7 separate regions of the Mus musculus genome follow, and regions 2, 3, 4, 5, 6 and 7 are each linked to region 1. Evidence: chromatin loops called from intact Hi-C (ENCODE). Cell type or tissue: heart. All regions are shown on one strand.

What was found. Hi-C counts contacts between places; a loop is a spot of excess contacts. Peaks named below come from ENCODE experiments on the same cell type or tissue, not always from the same donor. Only the 100,000 strongest peaks of a DNase experiment are listed, where the experiment ranks them.
Region 2: it touches region 1 in a loop (5-fold over the local background); 7 of 42 quality-filtered maps call a loop at or near these places.
Region 3: a loop joins it to region 1, with 3 times the contacts of the local background. A loop is called at or near these places in 4 of 42 quality-filtered maps.
Region 4: a loop joins it to region 1, with 4 times the contacts of the local background. A loop is called at or near these places in 3 of 42 quality-filtered maps.
Region 5: it touches region 1 in a loop (15-fold over the local background); 7 of 42 quality-filtered maps call a loop at or near these places.
Region 6: a loop joins it to region 1, with 5 times the contacts of the local background. A loop is called at or near these places in 10 of 42 quality-filtered maps.
Region 7: it touches region 1 in a loop (3-fold over the local background); 5 of 42 quality-filtered maps call a loop at or near these places.

What each region holds. Positions count from the first base shown.
Region 1 is chr11:28,581,909-28,585,908 of GRCm38, forward strand. Ccdc85a (coiled-coil domain containing 85A) reads right to left here and starts at 2,416. Exons shown (of 5, transcript NM_181577.5): 1 at 1,374-2,416. The coding sequence starts at 1,634. In heart, a CTCF peak has its summit at 2,466; DNase peaks (open chromatin) are centred at 473, 1,443 and 2,393; H3K4me3 peaks cover 1,614 bases; H3K27me3 peaks cover 2,951 bases.
Region 2 is chr11:28,491,190-28,495,189 of GRCm38, forward strand. All of the region lies in intron 2 of Ccdc85a (coiled-coil domain containing 85A), which reads right to left. Among named protein-coding and RNA genes, the nearest start is that of Ccdc85a, 91 kb to the right of the region's middle. In heart, no CTCF peak of the experiment used is centred here; no DNase peak of the experiment used is centred here.
Region 3 is chr11:28,252,748-28,256,747 of GRCm38, forward strand. No RefSeq gene overlaps it. Among named protein-coding and RNA genes, the nearest start is that of Ccdc85a, 330 kb to the right of the region's middle. In heart, no CTCF peak of the experiment used is centred here; no DNase peak of the experiment used is centred here.
Region 4 is chr11:28,440,617-28,444,616 of GRCm38, forward strand. The region is part of intron 2 of Ccdc85a (coiled-coil domain containing 85A); the gene reads right to left. Among named protein-coding and RNA genes, the nearest start is that of Ccdc85a, 140 kb to the right of the region's middle. In heart, no CTCF peak of the experiment used is centred here; no DNase peak of the experiment used is centred here.
Region 5 is chr11:27,751,486-27,755,485 of GRCm38, forward strand. No RefSeq gene overlaps it. Among named protein-coding and RNA genes, the nearest start is that of Gm25387, 430 kb to the left of the region's middle. In heart, a CTCF peak has its summit at 2,292 (motif pointing right); no DNase peak of the experiment used is centred here.
Region 6 is chr11:28,019,235-28,023,234 of GRCm38, forward strand. No RefSeq gene overlaps it. Among named protein-coding and RNA genes, the nearest start is that of Ccdc85a, 560 kb to the right of the region's middle. In heart, a CTCF peak has its summit at 1,704 (motif pointing right); no DNase peak of the experiment used is centred here.
Region 7 is chr11:28,363,191-28,367,190 of GRCm38, forward strand. No RefSeq gene overlaps it. Among named protein-coding and RNA genes, the nearest start is that of Ccdc85a, 220 kb to the right of the region's middle. In heart, no CTCF peak of the experiment used is centred here; a DNase peak (open chromatin) is centred at 2,381; H3K4me3 peaks cover 1,036 bases; H3K27ac peaks cover 886 bases.

The DNA of each region.
Region 1 (4,000 bases):
CTTTACCTTTCACCTTTTATTAATCAACAAAAAAGGCCACCCTAATAAATGAGAATTCTTCAAACTTACTTCCAAGACCATATTCCTTCTATTCTACCCTTCCTCTCATTTCCCCAAGAAGTCTTCTACTTAATAATTACTCATTAGTAATAAATTAAAACGTGAAAGATTTTGACTGTGGGAATAGTCATTTCTGCACCCACTCTAGGCAGTGTGTGACATCAAGTTTGGACCTGAGAGAGCCATCTCTGCAGGGGCTCACACATGGGTGAGTCTGGAGCATCTGCCCATCTGTCCGTTCACAATCCTCAGAATCCCAGAGCTGGAGCGCTGGAGCAATTAAGGAGTGGTGCCTATTCACTGAGAATCCAAGGGGGAAAGGAGAGACACTGGAACATTTTGTGCTTGGAGGGAATTTGGTCCCTGGGGTTCCTATGTTGATTTCGTTTGTGTCTGCCTTCCTATAAACAAAAGCAGAACAATGACAGGAAGGAATACCAGAAGGCTCCAGGCTAGCTGTGAGCAAAGGAAGTTTGCAGTGCACAGCATCAGGTCAGGGCGTTCCCGATGGGTCTGCTGCAGCCTGACTGGCACATTGGAGCTCTTCAAGGAGAAAAGAAAGTTCCTGGGTTTGGGAGTAGACAAAGCATCACTAAGAACACTTACCCAGCGCCTTCTACACTTGCCCCCACCTCATGCTTAATAAAATTAATGTAAAATCCAGAGTGAAGAAAGAACAGGTAAGTAAAGCAGTTTGAGGTGATGACAATGCTAGTAAGGGAAGAAAATCAGGAGAGCTAGTAGAAGATTTGAAGGCAGAAATCTTGCTTACCTGCACCCAGTACCGAGTCATACTCACACTGGCTCCTCGGGTGGTACCCGAGGCTTCTCTCCTGTTCTTAGCAGTTGTGTCCTTTCTTTGCCCTCTGCTCACCAGAAAGCTAGTGGTGGTGCAGGAGCAGCTACACCCGACCCCTAAAGGTGAAGAGGCACTGGGCTGGCAAGCTCTCTAGTCTTCTCCCTTGGTGTACTGTAACCTAATTCCTGAAGCGTCTTTGTTCCTTGGGACTTTAAATATCCCCTGTGCTCACCGTGCCCTTCTCTGACTTCTGACATCCTTGGTTCCTAATCCCTTAGTCTCAGAAGCATCAAAGAAAGCCAGATGCCAAGTCCCCGTAAGAAGAAAAGAAAGGGCCTCCAAAGTTTGGAAAACTTTAAGGTCTGGAGATGGGGACAAGGGGTGCTCCTGGGAGAAGGGAGAAGCTCACCTGTTGATGGAGGTACGAAAGTTTGGCTCTCCCACCCTCCTCCCACCGCGATTCCCAGATCCCTGCCACGCCCAGCCCAGCCTTCTTGCCAGGCCCAATACTCACCTTGAGCCCTCGGATCTCGCCGAGATGCAGCTGCAGGCGGCGGTTGACCTCGCGAATGAGGTTGCTGTGGTCCAGCATCGCGCTCACCTTCTCGGCTTCGGCTCGCCGCAGGCTGCGGATCAGCTCCTCCTTGCTCCACTGCAGCAGCTCTTCGTCCGTCACTTTAGATAGATCATCCACGCCCGTGGGTGTCGACGCACCGGCCGGAGCCGAGGGACAACTTTCCGCCGCTGGCGCTGAGCCTCCAGCCGCCTTAGACATGGTATCCGCGCAGCGGCAGGTGCGAGTGGGTAGAGGCGAAACGACTGGCGAAGGTGCAGGCGCGGCTGGGTGGCCTCCTCCCACACCCCTGTACGCTTCCAGAGTCAGAGGTACCTCCGGGGGACCGCTGCGTGGGGACGGCAGGAATCGCGCTGCGTGGCCATCCTACCTCGCCATCCAAGCGCGAGTACCTGCCGAATCTCGGGGCCCGACAGCCAGTTCCTGGTGGCTGCATAGGTCCGTCCCAACTCGGCGCAATTCCATGGTGAAGGGCGCCGGGGAGCAGGAGCGGGCGGGGACACCAAGAGAGATCTGTCTCAATCCCCTGCCCTCTCCTTCGCTCAGATCCAGACAGCCATCCCTCACGGTCTGACACACACACACACACACACACACACACACACACACACACACACAGGCACACGATGCACACGCCCTTCCCTCTCGCTTGCTAAACCCCGAGGCTCCGCTGCTACCCTAGGGCGAGCTGCTGTCCTTCCCAGAAAGCTCCGCGCAGCTGGCTAGCTGTAGTCCTATGGCTGATCCTAAACTGTTCTGGGAAGCCTTGGGTTTTCAGAGCCCAGAAAAGGATGGGCGGGGATTGGGGAGCAGCAGCAGGGAGGAAGCTGGCTCCCGGGGCGCCCGCATTCCGCAACACCTTCTGCAAAGGCCAAACCCGAATGGCACTCAGCTGCCCAACCGGACCCTGAGCTCCTGGTGCTCTGCTGCTAGGGACGATTGGGAGCGCGGTTCCCAGAGCACAGGGATGCGGGTGGGGCTGGAGTCAAGAGCAGGTGCCGCCAGGGCGTTGAGAGGCTCGCGCGCGCCACCAAGTGACTATAGGCTGTCCCCTCCCCTCCATCTCTGCAAGTCAGACTAGTTCAGGAGAGGCAGCCTGCTGACCAAAATGAGCGACATTCAGTTCTTGGAAGAATTGGATGCAGAAATTTCGAGAGCAAGACATATGACTAACTAGCTAGATGCACTTCGGAGAACTGGAGAAGAGGGAAGAAAGCCTGTACCGGAGGTCACAAAATCCTCAAGTTCAGGAAATCAGGGCAAAGAGCTGTTAAATTCAGCCCTTTGGGGACCTCCACCCCATTCCCAGGCCTTTGTTTTCTCTAAAATCTCACCACCTTATGAAGAAGCTTCAGGTGGAAGTACTTGGCCCTTTTAAAGTTCGTTTGGGAAATATCAAGGCCTTTAGAAAATAAAATAACTTCTGCTTCTCCAGGAGCCTGGATTTTCAGGTCTGCATACCCGGTGCCCTTGGCAAAGTAAACTGAAATACCAACCAATACCAACTGAGCTTTTCACTCCTCTGTGCTGCAAACTGGGCTGGCCTTTGATGGTCCGATCTGGAAGGAGGGTTCTATGTTTTGGCTAGTCTCTGGTTAAATACAGCACAATCCTCTTTCAGCTGAAAATACACTTGTTTTCCTAAAGGATGGGTGCAGAAGGCCCTGACAGTATCATTTCTAGGAAGCTGACAGGACCAGAAAATTATAGAATCACACTATCCCAGCCTGAGCTTCTGTCACAGTGAGGGTCTCAATCAGTTCCCTCTAATGAGGCAGTGCATATCCTCTTTAAAGCTGCCACCTTGTGAAAAATGATGAGTTAGGGACTGAAACCTTTGCCTTCTGGAGATCGAAGGAAAGTAGTACGGTTAGCCCCTGACCATGAACACACACACACACACACACACACACACACACACACACACACACACACACCACATACATAACTGTACTCATAGAGACTTCCTTCTGTATCTGGGCCTTTGCCCTCTCTTCTCACAGCATGCATGTACTCTCACCTTCTCTCTGACATACTGGCATCCAACTCTCCCCCCCCCCCACACACACACACACTAACCTTTGGTCATATTTGCAACCCAAAAATGTCTTCCTTGGTACGCTGAAGCACTGTAATCCTAGGAGAAAGTGGCTCCTCTCTCAATTTTCAGCAAAGGGAGAAGTCTGTTAAAGGTTTCTTTCAACACACCCAGAGACCAAGACCCAGCTAGTCCTCCAATGCTTTCCACTGCTTACTTCAGCTTACAACCCTCCCAACCTTTCACTTCAGATAACTCAGTCCTTCCCCTGTATTAATGGTCTTGACTATGTCTGGTGTAATTTTCTTGACATTTCCTTGTCTCTCCGATGCACAGGTTTTTAAGAGAATGCTGCATAACAGTTTGGAAATGGAAGAGAATACACAAGATGGAAAATTGTGAATGTCGTTCCATGTTCTTGCTTTTGATGAATCTTGAGTCACTGGTACTCAGGCCCCATGGAGACGGCTTGCTTTTAGGTGCTTCATCGGGACTTTAAAACAAAGTTCAGCCAATGATTACAGTGCCC
Region 2 (4,000 bases), 91 kb before region 1:
GGAAACATACAAAGTAGCATGTTCCTCCCTCTCTTTTGGAGAAAGATGATGGATCTTCATAAGAACCTCTCATCAAAACCAGGGATAATGAAACACAGTGAAAGAAAGGAGGGTATCATTCTAGCTCAGACAAAAATAATTAACCTGTAGGACTTATCTAGACTGTGTCGTTTAAAAAAAATCAAAGTACCTAAAATGACAGCAAGGAGATGGCTTCACTCTAAGGATTTTTCTAAAGGGGTACAGACAAAGGGAGAACCTCCTACAAGTGAGTTGTCCACACTAACTAAAGAACAAAAGCAGGAAATTGGGGACAGGTGTTGTCAGAGTATCACAAAGCAGACCAGAAGACCAGAGAATTTCTCAGAACCACATAAAAGCAGGAAGAGAGAGTCTGGCCCAGAACCAGGACAATCACTATTCACACCCTCTAAGATAAAACTTGGCCTATAGACTGGTCCCAGAGAAAGGCTCTTGACCTATACCTATGGGTATAGCATTAAAAGTATTCAACAAAGAGAACATACTTTGCTGTCAGCCTATTCTTTAACAGCTCAAAAGTCTTAATGAGTTGAACTGACTCCATTTAAATATAATAAAATCACTAATTTAAACTACTCTAAAGCTCATGACAACTGACATTAGAAGTAAAGATTTCTCTGTAAAAAGAACACAAACAGAAGAACATTGGAGAGAAGATTGCAAATGACAACTGAGGTTTTTCAAGAACTGGTTCATGAGTACTTGTCCAGGTGGATCTTCTCAGTGATCACTGGCACTCACACCAAGATTGCACTTGGTTCTGCATGACATCAGGGCTCTATTATCATGTTTCTTTACCTAAGGACTACATACTCTTACTTCATGCCCTTCAGCACTCAGCTCACTCCTCTTTATAGGGCTATGTCATGCTCATCTTTTATAACCTGGTTCAAATGCCTTGCATCTGCTGCCCTCCAAGCTAGCCAAGAGGATAACTGTATTACACAACTATGTCAAAATCCCTTATGTTTTGTTGGATGATCTATTTACTTGACAACTCACTTTCTAGGTGCAGTTTCTATTGTAGTAATTTAAATCACTAAGAAGTGATGTAAAAATACAAGGAGAACAAATACATCTATGAAAAATCCCACACCAAAAATAGATGAAGAACTGAGACTGAATTGAACAGATAATAATAAAAAAAAACCATAGGTACTTTTGTTTATAGACTTGTGAATACATATACTTCCAATTGACACGATAGTTTTAGTTTAGACATATCTATCTGAAAGTTGAACTCTGGCCTTGACCTTGAATCTCTCCAGGCTATTAAGTCACAGCTGCTTACACTATTAGAACACATATAGCAAAACTCAGCAACAGAAGGGGCAGTGGATGTGGGCACAATACTGTATCATGTGTACAAGGCTTTCCATACTCCAGCCCTTTGGATATAATTAACATTTTTATTGCACACAAGTCCCACAAGTCATCTCAATCAGAGCATAGACACTAAGTCATACATTACTAGGACCTGGTGGCAAATGTGATGCTCTGGCCTTAAAATTTACCTTTTTGGTGCAATAAGATACATTAAAGAAGAAAAGACCACTACCACCACAACAGCACAAAATGCACATTGATTTGACTTTAATGATATTGGGATATTGGTGAAAGCAGAAACAGGGCCAGGAAAATGAAAAGCTATTCTTCATTGGTATATCTGAAATTATGCCACATTACTTGGTTGTGGATATGTAATTTTCATGCCAAATTAAATGTAAACAAAATTATTTATAATACATCAAAAGTACATAATTAAACACACTGTCTAAAGCTAAAATATGCAAGGAGATATAACAAAATTTAATGCAGTTCATAATAACTTCATTATTTATTTATTAAAACATGTCAATCAAAAATTGTACTAGTTTTTATACATTAGAGGAACTTAGAAACTGGCAGTGTTTTTCCTTTTGATTCATCTCCAGTTTTCTGCTTTAGGTAATACATATGCAGATGGTTGTCTTGATGCTTCAAAGAAAAAATAAACATTGAACAAAAGGAAATTTTAAGTAAGGAGCTGTGGATAATCACAAAGCCTGTTGTATCATGAAAACATTGCCATAAGTAGCTAATGTGAAGACTTCTATTCTGTTTGTTCACCCATCCCTCTGTAATGAACGATCTGAGTACAGTGCTGCTCTGCTTACCAGTGGACAGTGAGCTGTCAAATGTGGAATTTAGGCCTGAGACTGACAACAGGCTCTGTATGGTCAGCCTTCACAAGAGCTGGAAAAAGAAAGATTACAATCTTCCCTAGAGGAGGTCTGCCATGACTTAGCCTGCCAATGATAGCTGTGTGGGGAAGAAGGAAGACCCATAGGTAACAGGAGGAGAACTGGAAGCCTAAAGTCAGATTCTAAATTAGGAAAAACATTTCTCACTACCAAAAGTAGTTCTCATTTATATGCACAGTACTCTGTGTGCTGGGTGCCACCATGTCCCATTTCTTGCAATCATGAAAACTGTAAAAAGAGTAAGTATTAAGAAACAGTAAAGATGAACAAATGAAAGAGAAAGATCAGGGTTAGTTAGAGCCAAGAAGCAAGAGTTGTGTGACACATTTGAAAAGCTGAACCTGATCCATATGTAGTAGAAAAAGCATGTGGATGACATAACACCAGCCATTGAACTCTGACATGAACTCTACAGGGAAGGTAAAAACAGCAACCCCTATAAGAGGAGATAACCACAAATGTAGCCCATGTAGGCCTGTGCTACCTGTCTTCAACACTGTTCAGTCTTTCAACAGGTAAGTGGAGCCTGCATCAATATAGGACCACAGTCAAGGAGCTTGAGCTAGGAGGTCACTTCTGATAATGCAAATGGATGTTATGGGATGAGTTCTGGGAGGGAAATAGTGCCCCCAGAAGACTGGGTATACTTGGAAGTCCTTCATAGACTCTTACTCCTTAAGAGTAGGCTGCACAGATAAAGTGAAGCTGGCAGGACAGATATCTTGATGCTCAAATATAAACAATGCCATTATGTGTCACAGCCTGCTAAGAGACAATCAGGTATCTATTCTCTGGAGGAGAGTCCTTAATGAAAACCTGAGCAATGCACTAAAGCAATGGAAAAGGACACATCTTGGAGTACACCGCTAACATTATGGCCAGCTATTATGACCAAGAATAAACCTCAAAGAGAACTATCCTAAAATAAAATAGAACTATGATGGGATCAAGAGGACCAAAAGAAATTTAACCCATCAGTGAAAATGAATTCAACTTCCTTTTGAGGAAGACAAAATACTCCAGATTCCTTATAGGGAATTATCTTTGATACTGAATTTACAATTAAAATTATAAATCATGTAAAAAAGCAGGAAAATGTGACATAATAGGGAAGATTAAGCAGCCAATGAAATGAGGCTAAGGGATGACCCAGATGTAGGAATCAGCAGAAAACATTTTAAAGGTTATTGTAAATATGTTGAGGCCCAGAGGAAATATGGACACATGAGTGCACAGATGGAGAACTCTTACCAAACAATTCTAGAACTGAAAAGTAACATATTTAAATTTTAAAAATACACCAAGCAAGCTAGTAGCAAATTGGAGACAATAGAATATAGACTGAATTTGAGGAGCAAATTTTTTTAAGTATTGAATTTAAATAATACTGATGAAATATTTTTAAAGCATATGAGTTTCAGTGAAGACAGTCTCAATAATCTCAATTAGCCTAAGGTGTGCAACTTTTAGATAAACATGGAAAGAAAGAAAAAAACAGAGCAGGAAAATACTTAAAGAAATAATGGTTGATTATTCTTTAGTTTGGTGAAAAAATATCTACAGATCTAAAAAGATCAGTGAATCATAAATGTGAAGAAAGTCACAAATAACCTCATACTGTCAAACCTGAAAACCAAAAACACAAAGAAAAATCATAATGGCAGCCAGAAAAATAAACAAAACAGTGAACTTTCCCTCAGAGCACATGGGCAGAA
Region 3 (4,000 bases), 330 kb before region 1:
CAACATTTGAAGCAGTTCTATTCCATTGTAGAAATATTTCTCTCCAACCCCAAAGTAGAGTACAAGGAGAAGCATTCTATTTTAGGAATGAGATTTTCAAGTACAAGTTTAATTCAATCCATCAGTATTTTACTGGAACGTAGCATTTCAAGCTACTGAAGTAAACAAATCTAATGTGTGGTTGGTACTCGGCATCCAGCCCCTTGCAAGAAATATGTCTGTTATAGAAGGAGACTGGAAACCTCTAAAAACACATCTTCCTCCATTGTCACCTCATGAATGCTCACTAAACACAAAGCCTAGTTAATCTATTTTATGAGCAAAGTTGATTATTTTTAAAATTATGAAATAGGATTTAAAGTAAAAAGAATATTCGACAAAAAAGACTGACGTGTGTGAAGTTGAATGAATCAGGCTGATTTTCCATAGAATCCATTCTGTTTTTCGTTTTTCTTTTTTTTTTTTTAATTTTTTTTCCTCGTTTACATTTTCAATGCTATCCCAAAAGTCTGCCATACCCCCCCCCAATCCCCTACCCACCCACTCCCCCTTTTTGGCCCTGGCGTTCCCCTGTACTGGGACATATAAAGTTTGCAAGTCCAATGGGCCTCTCTTTGCAGTGATGGCCGACTAGGCCATCTTTTGATACATATGCAGCTAGAGTCAAGAGCTCCGGGGTACTGGTTAGTTCATATTGTTGTTCCACCTATAGGATTGCAGTTCCCTTTAGCTCCTTGGGTAATTTCTCTAGCTCCTCCATTGGGGGCCGTGTGACCCTTCCAATACCTGACTGTGATCATCCACTTCTGTGTTTGCTAGGCCCCGGCATAGTCTCACAAGAGACAGCTATATCTGGGTCCTTTCAGCAAAATCTTGCTAGTGTATGCAATGGTGTCAGCGTTTGGGAGCTGATTATGGGATGGATCCCTGCATATGGCAATCACTAGATAGTCCATCCTTTCGTCACAGCTCCAAATTTTGTCTCTGTAACTCCTTCCATGGGTGTTTTGTTCCCATTTTTAAGAAGGGGCAAAGTGTCCACACTTTGGTCTTCGTTCTTCTTGAATTTCATGCGTTTAGCAAATTGTATCTTATATCTTGGGTATCCTAAGTTTCTGGGCTAATATCCACTTATCAGTGAGTACAGTATTATTTGAATTTAACATTTTGTTTTGAAAATACATACTTTAAAAACTTTAATACGGTAGTTACATTTGAAACATCTAAAAACTAAATTATTCACTTTCCTACTCCAGTGGAATAATGATTGATTCTAGTGTCATATTCTAACAGTAATTATATAGAAATTTACTTGACAAAATTGGCTAAAATCTTTTGTTTTCGTTTTTTGCTTTTTTATTTCAGTGAGGTTTTATCATAGTCGTTGGTTGCGCTTAGGTATTTTTAGTTGTTTTATTTATTTTAATTTTCTCCCTATGGTAAAATTTCTGTAGCTCTTCATTCAAACTAAAACAATGATTATCTCAAATCTTTAAGCAGTTATATCCAATATTTTGCAATTTTCTACAGAAGGAAAATGCCTCTTTTGATAAATTACCTATTTTTAAATCTTTGTTCTCATGCCTTTAAGAATAAATAACTTCCATTCTTTTTTGTAAAAATATTTTTTAAAAGTATAGTGACTTCTATTATTTTAAATATTTTTTAATTATTTGAGAAACTCTTACTCTGTACTCTGATCATTATCGTTCCCCTCCCCCATGTCCTCTCAGATCCAACTTCCCATTCAATACCTACATTATTTTGTCTCTTCCTTTGAAGAATTGGCACATTCTCAATAGTGATCCTAATATACCTCTTAGGTGTGTGACCATCCACCATAGCATGTTACAACCACCAGGAGGTACACTTGGTTCTATCTTCTAGTTACCTGAGCTCTTCAAATAAAGGTGGAAATAAAGGCTCCTTGTCCCTCCATGCTAAGATTTTGTATGGCTTGAGCCTGCTCAGTTATTGTGCATCAGCAATTATGTTAACAACTACATTATTAAGCACTTACTTATTATTTGATTACAGCACTTTAGCTGGAGAAGCAGATAGGCTAATTGTAAATTTCCAGCTCTCCTTCTATTCTTTCAAACCTAAACCCCCAGCTCTGCAGAAGAACACCACAGCAGCCTCCCTCGGGCATCTCTAGTGGATCCCACAAATCCTACCTACTAAATACCTTTCCCCTATTTATTGGTTTATCCTAGACCCCAACTCCAGCAGGCAGTCCCTGCAAATTCGATGGCCACTCTGACCAGGAAAGCAGGTAGGCTACCTATAGATCTTCATCTTTCCATCTGTAACTCCAAAGCCAATCCCCCAGTTTCATTCCCAGTTCATAGGGAACAGAGGCTCTTGTTCTGATAGACAAGTGTTAAGAACACAGGGATTTCTCTTCAAACAAAGAGGTGTATAATCTATTTTCCACTCAAAGGCTGGGGATGCATGTGCTTAATAGCCTGGTTCTGTCTGTATGGCCAGATCATACATGGTGCCCCCAGACTCAATGTTTATCTTAGTCATCCTCCTGAGACCCTTATCTTAAGCACTATTTATCAGTCCATGGAAACCTTATTCGTGTGTACTTTCCAAATGGGAGTGGAGGCAGTTAACAGCCTGATGAACTTTATTATCTGTATGATCTAGATCATGCCAGATCCGTCATCAGACCCATAATTTGCCATACACACTCAATTTGTACAACTCACTTTTTATGGAAGAAGCCACAAGTACTTCACAGTGTGTTTTGATGTAGTCATGCCTTAGGCTTGGTTGTGCACATGGGGTTGAGTTATTTTTCAGAAAAGTTTCCCAAAACTATGCTGTTCTTAAATATGCCTAAAATAAACTGTTTACTGCCGGGCTCTCAAAGTTTGAAACACCATATCCTGAGTCTTATTTAACTAGGCTTCCTTCTTAGCTCTGGTGCACCAACACTCTGCTGGCCTTAGTATTTGCAGACACCCTATCCCAAGTCTGTTGCAGAATATTTTTCCACATTGTGACCCCTGAGATTGTGAACTAGAAACTGTGAGCTTTTCTTGATGTAGTGTGACTCAGGCCCAGCACACACCTTTCACCAATAGCTTCCTATAAATGGTATTAAATAAACTCACCCATAGGTCAAGAGTCAGAGCAAGCAATCAGTGGACAGAGAATGAACAAAAGAAAACCCAGGTAAGGGTTAGGATGGTCTTTGAGGATAATGGCAAATTGAAGATGCAGAGTGGAGAAAGTGAAGGAGCTTTTTTTCTTCTGGGATGTTAGTGGATTAGGAAGGTCAACTGTGTGCTTTCTCTCCATCTCTGAGCTAGCAGATTTTCACGCCAGCATCTCTCTCCTGAGTCATCATTGGCAAAATCATATGCCTGGGATCCTTTTTTAAAATAATTCAAGTCTGAAAAAAAATGCCTTCTTCAGCATCCCTTCTCTCTCACATACACCCATCCTCAATGGATCTCACAATCTTCCCTTCCAAATTTCCTTCCCTCAACCGCTTCCATTGTCCCAGTCCCCCCAACTCCAACAAGGCATCCACGTCAGAACCCACAGGCTACTCTGAACCTAGAAACATGTAGACTAAAAGTAGATCTTCATCTATCCCTCCTTTCCTCCAGGTCCAAACTCCCAGATTCATATCCAGCACTTTAGCAGACCTTCTGCTGTGGTTTCACCTCATTTCTGACCCAATTCCCAGGGGGTTAACTAAGTAGATACTAGTGAAAAACTCTTCTTTTCTCCCTCCAGTGAACCTCTCCAGCCTCCTACCCCCACCCTCATTCTTAAGTGTCAGCTTACAATACCTAGAAAGACACATCATCTGGAACTCCTAGAAACCTCACCTATCAGGATCCCAGAAGAATTTCCTATCAGAAAACAGATAGCCTCTGCACTCTTCTATGAATCATATAGGAAAGAGAAACCAAGGAACAAAACATGTACCTAATAAAGACAAGATATTATCAACTGGAATTATAATCTTCTGCATAGA
Region 4 (4,000 bases), 140 kb before region 1:
AAATATCCTCATTTCTGCACAGATATATAATTGATAACCCTTCCTTCAAGTCTTTGTAACTAACTCAATTTCTAGTGAGATGCCATCATCTTCATTTAACTGTGCAGACTACTTACTATCTTAACCCTATCCAGAGTACTAACCCTATAGTCCTACCCTATAGTCATAACCCTGTCTTATGTCTATTTGTCAAAATTCTGCATTACCTTCTATCATATAAGGTGTATATCATATCTAGAATAAAATGCTCGGATAAAAGAACTCCAAGCAATAGGAGAAACTTTAGTTGGAAATGTGTGGAAGTTTCCTAGAACATTGGTCACATTCAGTCATTTGTAAAAGAATTTTAGTAAAAAAAATTCAGTATGTCTTCTCATTTGGCTAAAGCATATGCTTGTGTGTATGTGTACGTGTAAAAAATTTGTTGTAGTCTAAAAATGATGTCTTCACAAATTTTCATATATTGAAATTTTTCCTAGCATGATGATTTTAGGGAGCTTCTGAGAGGCTACTGAGGCATGAGGAATAAGATTGTAACTCTTATAAAGAAGGCCCGAGGGAACCTGCCTCTCATAACAGGTCATTGATGAGAAATTGCTCTCTGGGGGTGTTTATAAGTTAACCACTCTATGGTATTCCATTTAAGCATCTATAGTAAATGAACACAAAATAGACAAACTAAGCTGGAATAAGAAGTATGTGGAGATATGAATGTAGAATCAATTACAGAAAAAAAAAATACAACATGTGGACTTTTGTACCTCTGAAATCTCAGAATACAATACAAATGCCCTTCTGCTGCAAATGTGCTCTGGCTAAGAAGGCATTGGTTAGAGAAGATTGCTGGAAGATATACAGCATTATCTGAACATGCTTTTACAGTTGCTCCTGACCAGTTATCTACTCTGACGGCAGAAGCAAAACCTACAGAAATCAGACACTACATAGGGCAGGGGGGATTGTTGGATATTGAGTAGTGGGGTTGCAAACTGTTGGGGATCAGCCTGAACAGGGAAGTAGTCAAAGGTTCTTACCAAACAAAATGTGTCTTTTTGAGACCAGGAAAATGCATCCCTTCCAAGGAAAAGAACAGCAATCAGGTGCTGTCTTGTTTATTTTGTTTGGAACAGTGCCTAGAGGTTCTGAATTGTTTATCTAGAATGGTTTGACAGAAATATTACGCTTGTTGTTCAGTAGTGCTGTGATAGTGGCTGTCTAAATTATTTGAAGGCTTGCTACATTTTTATTTTCTATAAAGGAAGAAATAGATAAATAGACATCTAAAATAACAACTTGTATCTAAATTAATTTAAAAATTAGAAAAAAAACAGTCTGTATCCTATTTCATTACTATAAAATAACCATCAAAATTTTATTTATTTCTCATATCTCACATTTCTGATTAAAATATAATAGTGTTTTGTTACATCTTTGTCTTCATCCACACTCAGTCCTGCTCCCTGATGAAGACAGAATATGTCCCCTAAACTTCATATTTTGGAAAGATAATGCACAAAATCGCATGTTAATGGTTGTTGAGAGATTGGGCCTTTGAACAGAGTTCTCTGGAATGTCAGGTTATCAAGGAAGTGACTTTATTGTTATAGGGAGTTTTTCTCTAGCATACAAACCCAATCTCACTATGCCATATCCTTTATCTATCTAGAAGCTGAGAAGTTGTCAGCACGAAGCTCTAGTATTTTCCATCTGTCAGAAATATATCATCTATGAGATAGTTACTCTCAGATAATCTGTTATCAAAATAGAAAAAGAATCAAAATACTGGGAATTGGACCCTCCTTCTTACAGCTCCCACTTCTGTCTCTTTATATGTCAGTTGGAGACTCTGTTTAGTAAGGTGTCACCTGAGAGGACTCTCCAAGCTGCAGGCACCCTAACACATCCAGGATCTTGAGATCACTGGTGAGCAAAACACAACATCTGTTCCAAAAAATCCCAGATGGTCTTGTGATAGCAGGAACAGGGACAAAGGTCACCTGCCCGACTAGTGGCTGAGATTCATTCTGGTCGGCGCCACCCTACCCTTGCTCCATCTTGGGCATGATCTAGGCGGAGTGCCCCAAGGTCCCCAGAAGACTCTCCACTCTGCAAGCACCCTAGAACACCCAGGGGCTTGAGATCACTGGTGAGTGGAACACAACATCTGTTCCAAAAAACCCAGAGGGTCTTGTGCTAGCAGCAACAGGGTCAAAGGAGAAAGGCAGCACCTAGCACACCCAGAATCTTGGGATCATTCAGATCAGTCTACTTAAGAGAGCAAATGATCAGCAGAAGCAACAGAGGTTCTTGGACAGGGTCCCTTCTGGCCTTCATCCTCAGCCAGGAGACAGAGCTGAGACCCAGACTCCTGGGCACCTTCCCTGCCAGAGGAAAGTCAGCCTCCAGGGAGGGCTCTGACACCAGGACTCAGGAGGTGGATCTGAGCTCCAGACTTCTGTGCACCTTCCCTGCAAGAGGAAACCTAACCTGCAGAGAGTGCTCTGAAGACTGAGAATAAGGAGAAAGTTGGTCTCCCAGGAGTGCTGACAGAGGCTAAAGAATCACATAGAAACAAGCTCCAGCCAGAGACAGCTAGAATATCTAACACCAGAGATTACCAGATAGTGAAAGGCAAACATAAGAATCTTACTAACAGAAACCAAGACCACTCGGCATCATCAGAACACAGTACACCTACAACAGCAAGTCCGGGATACCCCAACACACCTGAAAAGCAAGATTCAGATTTAAAATCATATCTCATGATGCTGGTAGAGGATTTTAAAAAGGGAATTAGTAACTTACTTAAAGAAATACAAGATATCACTGCTAAACAGGTAGAAGCCCTTAAAGAAGAAACACAAAAATCCCTTGCAAAATTACAGAAGAACACAACCAAACAGGTGATGGAATTGCACAAAACCATCCAAGATCTAAAAGGGGAAGTAGAAACAATAAAGAAAAAGCAAAGGGAGACAACTCTGGAAATAGAAATCCTAGTAAAGTAATCAGGATCATAGATGTGAGCATCAGCAACAGAATACTATACAAGAGATGGAAGAGAGAATCTCAGGTACACAAGATTCCATAGAAAACATGGACACAACAGTCAAAGAAAATGCAAAATGCAAAAAGATCCTAACCCAAAACATCCAGGAAATCCAGGACACAATGAGAAGACCAAACCTAAAGGTAATAAGTATAGATGAGAAGGAAGATTTCCAACTTAAAGGGCCAGTAAATATCTTCAACAAAATTATAGAGGAAAACTTCCCCAACCTAAAGAAAGAGATGCCCATTAACATACAAGAAGCCTAGACCAGACAAGAAATTCCTCCCGAAACAAAATAATCAGAACAACAAATGCACTAAATAAAGACAGGGTATTAAAAGCAGTAAGAGAAAAAGGTCAAGTATCATATAAAGGCAGACCTATGAGAATTACACCAGACTTCTCTCCAGAGACTATGAAAGCCAGAAGATCCTGGACAGATGTTATACAGACACTAAGAGAACATAAATGCCAGACCAGGCTACTATACCCAGCAAAACTCTCAATTTCCTTAGATGGAGAATACAAAGTATTCCATGAGAAAACTAAATTCATACAATATCTTTCCACAAATCCAGACCTTCACAGGATAATAAAGGGAAAACACCAATACAAGGATGGGAATTACACCCTAGAAAAAGCAAGAAAATAATCCTTCAACAAACCTAAATGAAGACTGCCACTAAAACAGAATCCCAACTCTAACAACAAAAATAACAGGAAACAACAATTACTTTTCCGTAATATCTCTTAATATAAATGGACTCAATCCCCAAATAAAAAGACATAGACTAAGAGACTGGCTATATAAACAGGACCCAACTTTTTGCTGCTTATAGGAAATTCTTCTCAGGGAAAAAGACAGACCATACCTCAGGTTAAAAGGTTAGAAAACAATTTTCCAAGCAAATGGTCTGAAGAAACAAGTTGCAGTAGTGATTCTAATAT
Region 5 (4,000 bases), 830 kb before region 1:
TGAGTAAGTGGCCCCAATGTCCAAGAGGAAGGAGAGGGGCAATCCATATACCACAATGTCTACCAGGGGCTCCCTGCTAATGATTGCAGTAGTTAGGTCAAGGGAACTCAGGCCTCCTCAGTTGGCCATAGCCAAGCCTAGAAGATCAGCTGAAGGGTTACCTGGGAGTGATGTCCCTCTGTTCTGTGCAACATGAGAGCAAACAACAAACAGCCAAATGACCTTCTCGCTAGCCACTTTTGCATGGCCTCCTTGTCTTTTGGAAGTTAGGGTAATCTCTAGCCCTAACATGTTGGTCACTTTTGTAGTAGGACTCTTAGAAATTTTAGAAGAAGCAGGAGTCTTAGAAAACAAGGAGTCTAGGGCACTGGCTGGGGCTGGTCAGACAGCCTTTGTCAACATACGGTATTTTGTTTATGGGCTTTCTCATCTCCTCATGGTAGACCTTGAAGGCCAGCATTAAAACTTCTGCCTGTGGAGATAGGAGAGCCCTCTCCTGCTTTCTAGGTTTGGCTTTTATGTCAGGGTAGCTCTGGGAAAAAAGTAGGTTATCAGAATTTGCTTACCTTCTGTGTTCTCAGGGTCCAGATTGGCATACTGCAATAAAGCCTTTGTGGGGCATTCTAAAAATTGAAATAGATTTTCTTGTTTGTCCTGGACAATCTCTTGGAGTTTTTCAAAATTTACTGGCTTCAAGACTGCCTTTCTTAGGGTGGCCAGAAGGCATATTGTAAGTCTATCTCTGGCTAAAATACTACATGCAGAATTATAGTTCCATTGAGGATTCTGGTAGGGCATTGCCTCAGATCCAATTGGATATGTTCTATATGTTCGATAAATTTTGTATGAATGTATTCTTGCTTGCTCCCAAACTTGCCTACATTCCTCAGAAAACAAGTTATTAGTAAGGAGCATATGCACATCATGGAAAGTTAAGCTATAAGACTGAGTAATGTACTGAAACTCTTTAATAAAGGCGGAGGAGTTAGAGATATAGGACCCCAGTCTGATTTCAATTTGAGAAAGTTCACTCAGAGAGAAAGTACATGTACTCTGACAAGGCCATCTACACAAATAACTTCCTTTAGAGGAAGCACTGATGTTGGGTCAGGTATCCCTGAGGGAGAAGAACTTGGGGGTTTGGCTGTGGCACTAGAGCTTGTGGATAGTAAGGTGTTTCAAGTGACCTGAAGCTGACACAGGAGGAGGAAAAGCATATGGAGAGGTTGAGCTAGTAGGCTCTGTGGTTTCCTGGTTAGAAGGAGAAACTGTGGCAGCAGTTTGGGGTTTTGGTGGTGTGGAAACAGGCCTGCAGCAGAAGGGCGGCAGTTCGTTATCTGGATCAAGCGTTGTAGTGTCATCTTGTGGAGATTGTGCAGGTTTCATGGCTAAGAGAAGTTGGGTTGATGAAGAAGAGGAGCATATGGAGGGGTTGGAGTGAAGATAGATTAATGCTTGGATATATGAGGCCTCTTTCCATTTACCAGATCACTGACAGTATGTATTAAGATCCCTTAAAATAATTGGATCTAGGGTACCATTAAGTGGTCATTTGGAACTGTTATCTAACTGGTACTGACTCCAGACCTTATTGCAGAGTTGTACAAATTTTTATGCCCTCAAGTCAGGTGTTGGCTTCAGAGATTTGAGATTTTCCGGTTGAGATCACAGTGGGGTGCATGAAGATACATTCGAAGACACCGCAGCTCTCGTTGGGGAGTTTTTGGATTTTTTGCACCACTGTTCCAAGAATGATTCAATAACCAAACTTCAGTCACGCTAGAGGCCTAATTCTTCAATAGGTTCCCTAGAGGTTATACACACTAAGTCCCGGACTTACCAGAAAACATCTCATCTTAGGCCTCGGGGTTTCTTAAAGGGCTGCAAGAGAGTGGAGAGGGAGGGGGTGAGAGAGCAACTTTTGAGGGGTATGGTCACCCAAGGATCAATGTCTTATCTTGTATGCCAGCTGGTAGGCTGGTCATAAGGACCATGGCTGTAAAATATCAACCCCTAATCCCCCCCCCCCCCCAAAGGCTGACAAGGCACTATGTGAGAAATTAGAGTTCTTCCTGCGGATTGACCTTACCAATATGCTGATGGCTGTGATAGGATTCTAACGATCTGGTAGGAGGAAATATGGAACTGAGTGGTTGGTGTGGGTCCATCCAACTGAGTAACTCACGTGGCAGAAGATAACCCCACAGGGTGGACAGCGGTGGCACAGCTCACATGATAGAACTTCATATCTCCTGTTGCTCTCATGCTGGAAGTCTGTGAGTCCTGCAACAACCAGCAGGTGGCAGTAGTTCTGCAGTAGTGCCGAGGTACGGCTGGCTGGGCCGGTCAGATGGCTTTTGCCACTAGGGCCATAGGGAATTGGATCTGGGGCAGCGAGCATCTCTTCCTTGCTCCCACCTGAGGAGCTGGGATGGTGCCTGTTCTGTTGCTCCTGCCAGTTGGGCTGCTCCTCGTACAGCAGCGCACAGCGGCCTAGGCAGAAATTCTTCTGGGCGCTGGTTGCAGCTGTGGCACAAGCCATGGGCCATGTTGAGAGTCCTGACTTGCTCCGCTGGCATCAGTTGTGAGCCTGTGGTCATGTAGGCTCAGGTCAGTTGTCGCAACCCACCGAATAATGGTCCACATGGCCAAGATCGATCACAGTCCCCACTGCCTGTGCTGGTCACTGAAACCAGCGCAGCAAAAGCTGGCAGGCATTGCTGAGTCTCAGTTTTTATCATCAGTGAAATACTGGAATAGCAGCTCATGTCTGGACATACCACACCAGGCCAAGGCAGTTCTACATGGCAAAGATCTATTGGAGACAAAGAGGTGAAAGAGAGAAAGACAAAGGGAAAAAGGGATGAAAGTGGGATAAAAGTCTGCCTTTCATTTAGGCTGTGGTGAAACCTGGGTGAAGGTAAGTGTGGGAAGTATATTCTGGGAAGGTATGCAGTTGTCATGGCAACCGGTGTCACTTATGTGTGATATTCCTGAGTTTGGAGCTGATCTGCCAAACTAGTTCTTAATACCAACAGGCTCCCTTGCAGAGAATAAAAAATGAGAATGGAGGGGAGAAAAGCAGGAAAATGAAAAGACCCTGAGAGAAGTCCTGCTTGAGCAGAGAGAGCTGTTTATCAGCATCTAATACTGTTGACCTACCTATTCTATAGAAGTTCATGAATATTTAAATTTCCTTATTCAGTTAAGCATAAAATAGTACTGGCCTATTTCCATCCTGACCATGTCCCCCACTATCTTGAAGAAGCTGATCTGATAAAAATAAAGTGACCTTTTGAAGACACAAATAGCATGCCAATTAGGTGGCAACTGCCTTGAGGACTAGGGTAGGATTCTCCAGAAGGCAGTATATACTTTGAATCTGAGGCCAGTATATTGTACTTTCATTCGTCCATGAGTCAAGGTGTGGGAAAGGGAATAGTTTCACTTCTTATCACCCTTGATGATACGTAAGGAAAGTTTTTGTTTCATATTCCCGCAACCTTAAATTCTGCTGGCATGTAAATTTTGTTCTTTAGTAGGGAGTTCTCCTCCCAGGAAATAGAAACTCAGACTTGCCCCCTTACCACTTTGGTCTCCTGATGCCCTTCAGCAAACTTGCTAAGAAAGGAATAACAGGGTTAGGAGGGATTTTGATCCAGATAATCACAGGGAAATTGAATTACCTCTCCACACTGGGGATAAGAAAGGATAAGGGGATCCTTTAGGGAAATACTTGGTGCTATTTTTACTGTGCTCTGTGTGTTATCCTCCCCTGTGATTAAAGTCAATGCTAAACTACAACAGCCTAATCTAGGCAGGATGACAAAGGGCTCAGTCAGGAATGAAGGCATGGTTCACGCCTTCATGAAAGGAGCCAACACCTGTTGAAATGCTTGATGAGAGAGGAGAGAATGCAGAATTGGTAGTAGAGAAAGGCTATTATAAGTGCCAGCTGAGAGCATGTGACCAGTACAAATGAGAATTATAATTGGCAAGA
Region 6 (4,000 bases), 560 kb before region 1:
TGACTATTCTGTTTTATGATCCCCATATTCATAATGGAGGAAGTGATGAGGAAGCTGAAGTACAATGATTAATATGATCAATAGTATGAGTCTACAGTGTGGAGACAGCTTAAATTGGAGGAAAATCATTGCCGGTTATATCCCTGAATAGCTTTATTTTCTAGAATTTTAAGTATTCCAAAATTAAATAGCACACTTGTCATACTACTTAATCAACAAATAAGCAAGTCTATTTGGCCTTTTTAAGACATACAAATGACCGAAAAAATGAAATAAATGTCCAATTTCCTTAAGCATCAAAGGGTTGCAAATTAAAAGTGCATGTGCATTCTATCTCACACTAGTAACAGCAGCAGTAATTAAAGAGACAAATGTCAACAAATGCTAGGAAAGATGTGGAGGAACAAAACATTTTTATAGCTCTGGCATGCTCATAATAGAAAGAAAAATGGAAGTTCCTAAAAAATAAACCCCTAAAACTGCAACCATAATCAAGCTATATCACATTTGACTACATACCTAGATGAACCCTAACAGTATAAAATAAGATACTTGAACATCCTTATTTTTTGGTACAAGATTCACAAAAACTAAGTATAGTTTTATAACTAACAAAAACTATATTACAACCAGTATAAATCACTATTAAAATGTGGCAGAACTAAAAAATTTAGTAGAATATTTAAACATACTTTGTTCACTCTATAGTTCATCTATTTAAACTGGTACCTTTGGTATAATCAGAATTCTACTACTATCTCCTCAACACTTAACAATTCTTATCATTCCCCCCCATAAACTCATCTGATAGCATTATCCACATTAAATATGGTATTTATACAGCATTATGCTTTGTTCAACACAGCAAAGGACAAAGTCATGTAATTTGCACAAAGTAGAAAGAACTGGAGAAGATCAGGTTAAGAAGACAAGCCAGATTCCCAAAGACAAATAATCTTAGATTTCTTTAAATACATCTCTCTCTCTCCATACATACATACATCTATACATGCATATATGCGTGTGTGTGTGTGTGTGTGTGTGTGTGTGTGTGTGTGTGTGTCAAAGGAATCAGAGAATCTATGATGATGAGAAAGAAGTCAAAAGAGAAATTAGAGTAGTAAAAATGAGAGGGTAATAGGGAAATGAAAAACAAAATATCACCTGTTTTATCTTATATATGAAACCTAGACATGACATAAGAACAAAATGAGGATAATTTGGAGGGTAAAAAGAATTATCAAGAGCTGGTGAAAGGGATGCTGAGAGTGAAGGAAACATATGACTAAGGTACTGTGTTGTTTTTGAAAGTGTCATAATGAAACCTATTATTTTGTATAGTATTTTTAAAAAACAGTATGTTTCTAATATCAGGTAGCCTGCATGTGTTTGATTTTTAGCTTTCTTACTTATTTAACTGCAAATTATATTTTTCTAAAGCTTATTTGCTTATTAAAATAAAAAATTACTTTATTATCTGCTTCTCTATTATGGGATTGTTGTCTGGAAATATAAATAAATCCCTAAGCTGCTGATTGGCTTATAGTAACTATCATAAAATGCTTTTAATTATAACTTTATTGAAATTTATATTTATTAGATTTTTCAAAAATTATGGAGTGTGACAACTCTGTAATCAAAAACATACATTTTCAAAACTTTGTTTTATTTTGACTTTTGTCTATGTGCTTATGAGTGCAGGCTCCTGGAGAGGGCAGAAGAGGGCATCAGAACACAGGGTTAGGAGTCACTGGTGCTTGGGAATTTATATAACTGAGTGCAACAAGCTGAGCAATAAACATTTCAGCCACTTTTCTAGCCCTTGTACCTCATCTTCACAGCTTGAAATGCCAATACGCCAAACCACAATATAACACAAACTATACTTTTTTTTTTTTTTTTTAGATTGCTAAGATATGTTTACTAAGCATGATAGGCCCTATCCAAACAAATAATTGGACAGATCAAGACAACTAAAACAAAGTTCTTGATTTCTGTAGATTAAATCATCAAAAAATAAGTTAAGCATCTTGAACAATATTTAATAGATCTATACAGTTGCATGAATACCACTCTATTTATTTCAAAATCACTATATAATTTTAGAGCCAGTCTCAATTAAAACAAAAAAGTCTTAAAGTACAAAGGGATATTGATGGCATACTTCAGCAAAAGAATAATTGCAGTGCAGATGACATCTTTTTTTAATGCCTGACACATCTTTTCTTCATCTTGGATTGGGTGTCTATCACAATCTGGCTCAGATGACTAAGAGACATACATTTTAATTCTGTTTTACTACTTTATTCTCTGAGAGTAGGTCAATCATATAATCCATATCCAGTTGGTTTCATCACAATACAGTAACCATTTTATCTGTAAGCATTAAAGTTAGTTTTTGGTGTTGAACAAACTAGTTTTATCTTTTTAACATTGTTATTATAATAACTGTTCAGAGAAATGGATTAAAGCTATAAACAATCTAAAAATTTCTGTCAATTTCTTGCAAGTTGAAAAAAAAAAGAGAGAGAGAGAATTCCCTATCTCTAAGTGCTTAATTTCCAAAAGGCTGTGGAAGTGAGTAGCAACTACTGACATTGAGCAAACTAAGTTATTAATCTCATGTGCAAAAACATGGTTTTCTTTAAAGGAAATGTAAAACTCACTATGTCACTGAAAAATTTGGTGATATTACATTTTGGTCCAGATATATATTTTTTTTTAATTTTAGGAAAAGAGATTAAAGTCATTATAATGTACATACAAGCCATCTGTGAAGCTTTCCAAAGAACTTTCTCATAACTTGAGTTAGGATCATGCTGATCTATGTTTATATGTTTGCTTTTCTGTCACATAAAATGACGCTAAAATTTAAATATATGTAGATTAAAACACCATTTCAGTACCTTTGACTTCAACAGTTTATTATGGGTGGGCTACTGCTAACTTACTTAGCTGTCTTTTATGTTACTCAAAAGGTTTCTTAAAACCCTGAGGGTTTTCATTTTATTTTGGATCAAAATTTACCTTAAGATAATTCATCCCATTTTTAGAAGAGACACAATTTGTCAGTTCAAGCAGAAGTATTTAAAATATTTAACTCTAGGAAATAGTTCTGTAAGTTAGTTCTATGGGAATGGATTTGATTAGTTTCTGCCTATAGACTGCATTGTCCTTTAATGATGTTTCCATTTCAGATTTCCTAAATGTCTGCAGCATGGAGAACCACAGATTCTGTGCCCTCTCAAGCATTTGTTCCTCAGTGGGCCCCAGAGGAACAGCAAAGAGCTTATGCTCTTATTTCTAACTTTGTTCTTAGATCCAGTTCACATATAAGGCTTGTCATTCTTGTATCCAAAATTAAGGTATTTTCTGAACTTAAAAATCTTTGATTTTTAAATATTCACTATGAAATACATCAAGTGGAAATCCTTATAATTATTTGCATCCTATTAAAGTTTTTCTGGAACAATTTACAGATCTTTAGTTTGTTACAGGAATTTCTCTTATCTCATGGTGTGGTTTGGATGGGTCAGTGCATCATTATTAATGTACACCTAATCATAACTAAAAATGCACAGTCAATTATTTGATGGGCACATTCTTGCATAAACCATAAACTTTTTGAGTTTCTGAAATCATGGAATTCTTAGAAAGACATCCATCAAACATAAAAGAAAAGTGTAAATGAGGGATATTTAAATATTAATTAAACAGTATTTGAGAAACATTTGTAATTCCCTATCTTGGTTTATTTAGATAAATACCTTTTGATCTGAACCACAGGAAAATTCTGAGCTGTTTGAGTGTGCATGATGAATGGCCTCCATTCATGCTTGAATTCAAATGAACAAAGAAAGACAGGCTCTCTACTGACAAATCACTTTCATTTGACATTTCAGCTCTAAACACTGAGGAAAGACTTGAAGTTACCAAGTGAATGTGAAAAATATCATTTTGGTGAGTGCATAAGAAAACATTGTTTTATGCAACAATAATG
Region 7 (4,000 bases), 220 kb before region 1:
TTGTTAGTAGATTGGCTGGCTAAAAGGAGAAGCAGAGGAACTGCTGGTGAGCTTGAGTTCAGGTGAATGTGGGGAGCAAAAGAAATAGAGGCTCCCAGCCTAAATAGGAGATCCCTTCCCAATAAGGGGACAGGACATGTGGGCACTACCAAAAAGGAATGGGTGAGAGGCATATCCCTAAAAATGCAAGTGAGTCATGGGGTCTGATGTGGAAAGTAAGGTTGTCCTCCTACCCTGACAATAGGAAAACTCGAGGGAGATGTGGGCCCCCAAAACTCCGTTAGGACTGAGTAAGTGGCTCCAGTGTCCAAGAGGAAAGAGATGGGCCGCCCACATACCACAATACTAAGCTCTCTGCTGTTCGTGATGGTCAGAGGAGCCTCGGCCTCGTCAGTCGGCCATGGCCAAGCCTGGAAGATCACTTGGAGGGTTATCTGGGAGTGATGCCCCCCTGTTTTGCATAACATGGGGACAATCAACAGCCCAATGTCCCTCTTGATGGCACCTACGGCATGGCCCTCTTGGCTGACGGAGATTAGGGCAGGTTTTAGCCCAATGACCTTGTCGACTGCACCTGTAACAGGTGCCCAGTGGTCTCTGGGTCTTAGAAGACCATGAGCTAGGGATAGCAGCTGGGGCTGGTCAGACAGCCTTTGCTAGCATATTGTACTTCTGTTTGCAAACCCTCTCATCTCTCCCATGGTACGTTTTGAAGGCCAGTGCCAAGACTTCTGCCTGTGGAGTCAGGGGTCCCCTCTCCAACTTTTTAAGTTTAGTTCTTATGTTGGGGTAGCTCTGGAAAAAGAAGTAAGTCATTAAGGGTTGTTTACCCTCTGGGTTTTCAGGGTCCAGATTGGTATATTGCAGTAAAGCCCCTTTAAGGCGTTCTAAAAACTGAGATGAATTTTCCTGTTTGTCTTGGACAACCTCTTGAAGTTTTTCAAAATTTACCGGCTTTAGAACTGCCTTTCTCAGGCCCACCAAAAGACATGTAACAAACCTGTCCCTGGCTAGAATACCACCTGTGGAATTATAATTCCATTGAGGATCCAGATCAGGTACTGTCTCCATTCCAATTGGATATGCTCTATCTGTTTGATGAATCTCATCTGCATGAACTCTTGCTTGTTCCCCATCTCACCAGCATTCCTAGGGAAGCAAATTGTTAGTATCATGTGAATATCATGAAAAGTTAACTGTACGACTGATGTACTGAAATTCCTTGATAAAAGCAGAAGAATCTCTTCTCTATCTGACCAGACCATCTACGCCCGCAACTTCTCTTAAGGGAAGGACATCGTTGCTGGGTCAGATTCTTCTAGGGGTGGAGAGCGTGGGGTTTTGGTCGTGGCCTTAGAGCGAGTGATAGGTGGTGTGAAAGTAGGTGCCAAGGTGGAATGTTTGGGGGGACCTGCGGTTGGCGCAGGAGGAGGAGAGCTGGGGGTGGCAGGCTCTGGGGAATCTCGGTAAGGAAAAACTGGGGTAGCAGTTTGGGTTCTTAGTGGCGCAGAAACAGGTCTACGGCGAAAAAGGGGTGGTTCATATTCTGGGTCCAATATTGTAGTATTGTCTAGTGTGAATTGTGCAGGATTCATGGCTAATAGGAGTTGAGTTGGAGAACAGGAAGAGCACATAGTAGAATTGGAACGAAGATGAATTAAAGATTTTACATAGATAACCTCTTCCCATTTACCGGTTCGCTGGCAGTATGTATTTAGATCCTTTAAAACAACCGGGTCTACGGTGCCATTAAGTGGCCATTTGGAACCATTGTCTAGTAAGTACCGAGTCCAGACCTTATTGCAAAGGAATATCAATCTCGATGCCTTCAAAGACTTAAGATTTTCCAGGAGACATCTCAGTAGTGTATCCAGGGATACGTTTAAAGACATATTGTTGCCCATATTCTGGAAGTTTGCTGGTGTCCTTACCGCGTCAACCAAAAAGGAAATCAGCCAGGCTAGAATGTCCAAGTCGTCACGAAGACCTCTAGAGGCTACCCAGTAAGCCCTGGACTTACTGTGAAAAATGTTCTACCCTGGCCAAGAATTTCAGCAGGCCGCTAGGACCCTTGAGGAGAGAGCGAAAACAGGATCCAGATGGGCAATGTCTTCGCTCCTATGTCAGCTGAAAGTATTGCTGTAAAAATGCCAGCCCCTATTCCTCGGGCACAACTGGCCAGGCTCTGTTCTGAGAACTGGAGGCCCCTCCCGGATGACAAGCCCTATCAATAGTATGCTGGTGTCTGATTGGGGATTTTTAGCGAACCGGTAAAACGTGGAAGCTCAGCTTGTAAGGCTTGTGGAAGTGGCACAGCTCACTTAGTTTAAAGTTCAAGTGTCCCACAGCGGCGAGTTACATGGTGGAAATGGCAGGCAGTGACGCCCCTCCCCCACTGGTCTTTGTGAGGGCCTAGCCGTTTCTCGGGCAACCGCTTCCGCTTGGGCAACCGCTTCTGCCTGAAGGCCGGGCTTAGTGGCAATGGCCTCGCAAAGGTTAATTCCCTTTTAAATGGGATTTAAAAACACAGCAGGAGGTGGAATCACCGCAAGTTCTGGCTCAGGCGGAGGAGGGAGAGGGGAAGGTGCAGCCACACCGCAGAATCAGTTGGTGCGGCTGCAGGGCAGTGGGATTCTTACCCTAAATGCTGTGTTCTGTGCCTGCCGCTGCGTCCACCGGACACTGGTGGCTGTCCCCAACCCCCACCAGCTTAATCCAATCCAAGTCACGGCACCAATTTTATGAATTAATATCAAACTATCTATCTATCTATCTATCTATCTATCTATCTATCTATCTATCTATCTATCTAGAGTGTGGGGGGGGGGGGTAAACCAAACAGCAGACCAGGCCAAGATGGTTCCACGTGAGAGAGGTTTATTGTGCAGAAGTAGAGGGGGAGTGAAGTGGGTAGAAGGGCAGAGAAAAGAAAAAGAGAAAGAGGGGAGAGAGAAGAGAAGAAAAAGCTCTCCTGTATTTCTTTAAGAGAGTTATTTATGTCTTTCATAAAGTCCTCTATCACCATCATAAGAAGTGATTTTAGATCGGAATCTTGCCTTTCTAGTGTGATCGTGTATCCAGGACTTGCTATGGTGGGAGAATTGGGTTCTGATTATATCAAGTAGCCTAGGTTTCTGTTTTGTTCTTATGCTTGTCTCCCACCATCTGATTATCTCTAATGCTACCTACCTTTGCTATCTGACTGGAGCCTGTCCTTCCTGTGATCCTGGTTGTGTCAGAACTCCTCAGAATTAAGCTTTCTCTGTGATCCTGTGATTTTTGCAATCCTGTGATCCTGAGATCCTGGGTGTGTCAGAGCTCCTGGTGGTCAATCTGCCTCTGTAACCCTGAAATCTTGGCGTGCCAAAGCTCCTGGGATCTTGAGATCCTGAGGTCCTGTGGTTCTGGGTGAATTAGAGATCCTGGGAGTGGAGCTTCTTCTAGATGTTGTGGGACTGGCTGCAGAGTTCGAGCCCAAGGTCTGCTCAGGGCACCGGCTCAGACTGGAAGGATCCTGTGCCACTGGTCGGGTGGAGTTGCCCAGTGCCCCAGTCCCACTAGTCCCAGTTACATCTGGTGTTGGAGCAGATGTTATGTTCTTCTCACCTTTGATCCTATGATCCTGGGCATGTTAGAGCACCTGGGAGTGGATCTTTCTCTGGGTGTTGTGGAACTGGCTTTGATCCTATGATCTTGGGCATGTTAGAGTTCCTGGGAGTGAGGAGATGTGGTTTTGTTGGAGGAAGTGTGTCATTGAGGTGAGTTTTGCAGTTTTGAAAGACTCACACTATTCTCAGTGTTCTCTCTTTGACTCCTACTTATACACCAAGATATAAGCTCTCAGCTATTCTTGCTACCATGCCATTGCACCACCACCATGGATCCTAACTCTCTGAAAGTATAAGTCTAATTAAATGCCTTTTTTTCTAATTGCTTTTGTCACATTTTTTGTCACATCAATACAAAAGTAAGATATGTTGACTTACCGGAAAAATAGTCA